Linked DNA regions of Homo sapiens: region 2 is linked to region 1. A link is a loop called in an ENCODE intact Hi-C map of the cell type or tissue named here. Cell type or tissue: transverse colon. All regions are shown on one strand.

Region 1 (2,500 bases):
ATCCACAGACTCAATTGGGCCTAGTGCTATTTTAGAAGGTAGTGCTTTACAATTTCATGAATTCATTTTATTACCAATGGTCAGTAAAATTTTGTAACCACTCTGAGCTCTAACATAGTAAATTACATTTTTAAAATCAATTTTATTTAGTTTTACAGTATATTTTACTAGATTTGAACAGCTGTATTATTTCCTCATTGAGCATTTAAATATTCTATGTTCTCTTTTCTAAAATAATCACCATATTTGTTTTATTCCCAGTCATTTGTAATTGGTTTCTATGCTAACCTGCCAGCCCCTTTGCCTTAGTTTCTCTATTCGTTTCTTATTTGGATGGGCTACATCCACTAATGGTTTCTTCAACAATGGTTAGTAGAAACAATATTGTCTACTAACAGTATTGTTAGTAGAAACAATATTGTCTACTAACAGTATTGTTAGTAGAAACAATATTGTCTACTAACAGTATTGTTAGTAGAAACAATATTGTCTACTAACAGTATTGTTAGTAGAAACAATACTTGCATGTTCAAAATTATTTGTTTTCCATATATAGAAGGGCAGTTTGGCTGGGTATAGACCTCTTCAGGCACATTTTCTTCATTTTCTTTCCCAAAGTCATTTCAGGCATTGATCCACAGGTTCCAGGCATTAATAATGACTAATAAGAGGCTTGGGAGCCAATCTGATATTTTTTTTCCTGCATAAGCGCCATGAGAACATGGTCTGTTATCCGTCCTGTTCACCATTCTTTCCACAACTGGCAAAATGCCTAAAACAGAGTAAGCAGTCAATAAATATTTGCTGACTAATAGAGTAAGGGAACTGATCTTTTTGCTTGAATGTCTGAAGAACTTTATTTTTATAGTCCAGTAAGTTCACCAGACTATATCTCTAGTTGAGCTTTTCCAAAGACATGGTGTTTCTTTTACTGCAGGGAGGGGTACTTACTATTATTGTGGCTCTCCTTTTTCCTCCTTTCCTAGTTATGATATCCGTGACAATCTTTTGAACTCTTATTCACTTCCACTTTATTTTACTTTTTATCAAACATATCCTCCAGGTGCCTTACTTTGCTTTTATCAGTGGTCTTTCTCCTTTTTTGCCTTCTTCAAATGAGGCCTTAGTTCTTTAACAGTTTTATTTTTCTCCTTTTTTCCAAGCTTAACAGATCATATGTCATCTACTCGCATTAACTTGCAAATTTTATCTGACACCTTATTATGTTTGTATTATAAGAAAAAAAGAAAATGGATAAGTGGAGGCAGGTGGTTAGTTTGGGGTTATCTGTAGCTATCTGAGTTTATTAGTTTGGGACATTAATTCTGAAAACACTATAAAAGCCCAAGTACAAATCTTTAAAATACAAATTCTGTTTCACTGGGCATTCTGTGTTACTAAAATATTCACTAGTGTCTTATTGGTTCTGTTTCTACTTTTTTTTAAAAAATGGGAAATCTTCAGAGAATAATTTGGGACTATGCGGTGTTTGCAAAATGGTTATCTTTAGTAGCATGTTATACTTTTATAAATTTATTAGCATTTCATCTGCATATGCACTATATATAGTTAATATTTATAGGTGTGATAAAAATACATATCCAAATGAGGCATGTTATATCAGTATATACTCAAGCCTACGCAACTCAAAAAAAATAAGGAAAAAACATTTCTTTGAGTGTACTATACTTCCGTGTGCATGGCATTGGCTCTAAAATGTTTTTCACTTTTATATAAAGAGGCTTCTTTTTTGTTAATTTTCCCCAACATATTCATATTTTCCTGTCCTTTCTACAATGAGTTTTAAACCAAGTGATAAGTATTAACAAGCATTTCTTTTTAACTTTTCTAGGATGAATTTCCTGGATATAATAGGATTCCACATAGCACCAAGTTAATTTTTACTTTATTTTTTATAGGAGGTTCATCCATGTTAGTCAGTATTCCAGAACTCATTTTAGAGATCTACATCAATGTATGCAACAGCTTAGTCAATATCTTCACTTAAATGTCTCAACGGCGGGTCCACTGCACTTTATAGATTCAATCAAACAATGCAAAAACCAATTCAAATGCAATTTAAAAACCAAACTTATAGTTTACTTTCCTTAAGCTTTGTCCTTTTTCAGATTTTTTAAAAATGTCAATAAATGGTACCACTGCACACCCAGTTGCACAATCTAGGAACTTAAATGCTGTCCTTAGCAATTTTTCCTTGCCACATAACTCATACTCATTTCAGTTTACCCGTCTTCCCCTCACGACTGATCTCTGTGTTCTGACTTTTTAACCTCTCATATTTCACTATCTTCATTTGCACTAAAACCAACCCTATTTGAGCCACAATCATATACCATATTACTACTGATGCTCTCTATTTGGACATGGCAATGTCCTAGTTCTGATCTCCCTTCTTACCCATCCCTCCTACATTTCATTCTCCACATGGCAACAAGAGAGAAACAAAATTTAACATAAATTGGACTACATCAATCTCTGG
Region 2 (2,500 bases), 78 kb before region 1:
TCTCGTAGGTTCTTTCTGATTGTTATCCATTATTTTGGAGCCTAGATCTTAAATCATTAATTTAGTTGTTTTATTTAATTTTGCAGTAACAACACTGAGGAAATCTTGTTTCTGTTAATTTTTATGGGCTACTGATTATAAAGAAAAAATAATTTTAAGAAACATGAATCTGTCTGTGGTGAATTCCCTTGGCTAAGAAAACTGGCCTTTGCTTTTTGAATTTATTTATTTATGTATTTATTTGTAGTCTTAGACTATTGGTGTCATAGCATCAACGGTTAAAAATAAACAAAACATAGATATAGATAACTATCATTTAGATACAATCATTTATGACCCTCAGCTCAAACTCCCTCTTCTTTGTTATGAAAACTCAGGATCTGTAAACGGCCTTAGCTATTTTAATTAAATATCTTCTATCAAAGGTACCATATGGGAATTGTTGGGTTTGTCTGTTTGTTTGTTTGTTTGTTTTGCTTACAATATTTATAATGCCACAAACTGCCCGTTTAAATACTTTCTAAATGTCTGCATTGTCATATTTTTAATCATTAAAATTAATTGAATAAAAAAATCTTTATTTTCTATCCAGCAGTGCTCAGGAGTTTTGAAAGGAGCTGACTCATGAGCCATGTTCTGGGACACTGCTGATTCTCAGTGGGCAAGCTGTACTGTGTGTATTTTGGAGCTCCATAACACAGACTCATGCCTTGAATGGGGGGATGCCGGGAGGGCTGGGATGCTTGGAGAGAAAAAGAAAAGAAACAGAATATGGCAAGACACTCTACATGCTAAAGCTTACAGATGCTTTGATTACAGGAAACTTACGTAAATGATAACAGTGCGCAGAACTAGACGTGGAAGAAGGGAAAAAATATGGGATCCCGACATAGGCCTTTGTACTCATAAAATCACGGGTGAGACTGCTGAAAACAACTGTTGGGAGTTTTATGATTTAATCCCATTGACTGGATCACTGAACAGGGCATTTTTCACTTCCAGTTTTCGTGCTTTAGCTGACCTACGAAATCTCATGGTTTTGTTTGGTGACACGTGCTTTTAGGAAAACTTGTTATTTCTGCTGTTCTGCACTGCCCTGTCTCCACTGAACTGCCTGATCTCCTGTGGAATTTACAGTTTCAGCGCAGCCAGCAAATGCAGGGAAAGAATGTGTGCTTCATAGCTGGAGTGCTCCTGATAACAGTCCATTCTGGTATCGGTGGCTGGAAGAGAGAGGGACTGCCACCCAGTGTTTTTACAGTGCCTGTTTCAGGCAGCTTCTAAATTGACAGCGAAGGGTGGAGTGGGTAGGGGGAGAAACAAGAAAAAAAAATTCCCTGTCTTTGGGGTGGGGGAGATAATTCTAAAATCTCTGAGAAACTTAAATATGGTAATTCCCTATTCCAAACATACACAAGTCACAAGCAACCTTATTCTTTGGTTTCTAGGCACATTTTTGAGTTTAGCACAATAGGGAGAAGAAAATTGGAGGTTAGCGAATCCAGTAGGGCAAGAGGTGAAGAGGACTAAATTTCAGTCAAGACAACAAGGAAAGTACAAAGAATACAGTTTCTCTTTCATGTGCTTTGATCGTCTTTCCTGTTTTACCCTTAATGAATACTTTCTCAAAACTAAAAATAAAACACTGCATTCTATTAAATTGTGCTCTTCCTCTAAGGGAATTCTAAATGTGTAAGTGTATGTTTCTCTTCCATGAATATGACTATATATTTTCACATTTTATATATATATATATATAATTTCATACATATATACTTGCATATGTATATTTTTCTTCTTCTGGGAGCCAGAGAGTGGTCAAGAGAAAAAGGGAAAAAGAGTCCATGCTAGAAACTCAACAAGTAAATGTTAGTTTCTTTAAACTGCTAATGACCGCTGGGCGAGGTGGCTCACACCTGTAATCCCAACACTCTTGGAGTCCGAGGCAGGTGGATCACCTGAGGTCGGGAGTTAGAGACCAGCCTGATCAACATGGAGAAACCCCGTCTCTACTAAAAATACAAAAACTTGGCCAGGCTTGGTGGCACATGCCTGTAATCCCAGCTACTTGGGAGGCTGAGGTAGAATTGCTGGAACTCGGGAGGCGGAGGTTGTGGTGAGCCGAGATCGTACCACTGCACTCCAGCACGGGCAATAGGGCGAAATTCCATCTCCAAAAAAATATTCGAATGACCAAACATAGTGAGGAGTATCAGAAGATTTACAGTGGTGGCATAAAATTGTACACATACCACGAGAAGCAGAGGAAGGTAAGGCAGATCGATATTTGTATCTTCACTTTGTGCTATAGAGTATGCTTTCTCCCTAGCCCCACATGGTAGCCCTTGGAAAGTAGTAGATTGAAGAGGAGACAAACATTTCATGTGAACAGTTAAGGTGTGCCACGTGTGTATGCTCAGGGTGAAACTTCATATTTCATTCTAGGTAATGTGCCCACAAAGTCTCATATTATTCTAATTGGAGAATAGCCAAAGAAGAA

The links. Peaks named below come from ENCODE experiments on the same cell type or tissue, not always from the same donor. Only the 100,000 strongest peaks of a DNase experiment are listed, where the experiment ranks them.
Region 2: it touches region 1 in a loop (18-fold over the local background); 1 of 110 quality-filtered maps calls a loop at or near these places.

The regions. Positions count from the first base shown.
Region 1 is chr6:93,699,975-93,702,474 of GRCh38, reverse strand. No RefSeq gene overlaps it. Among named protein-coding and RNA genes, the nearest start is that of TSG1, 5.8 kb to the left of the region's middle. In transverse colon, no CTCF peak of the experiment used is centred here; no DNase peak of the experiment used is centred here.
Region 2 is chr6:93,777,940-93,780,439 of GRCh38, reverse strand. No RefSeq gene overlaps it. Among named protein-coding and RNA genes, the nearest start is that of TSG1, 72 kb to the right of the region's middle. In transverse colon, no CTCF peak of the experiment used is centred here; no DNase peak of the experiment used is centred here; H3K4me3 peaks cover 756 bases; H3K27ac peaks cover 1,105 bases.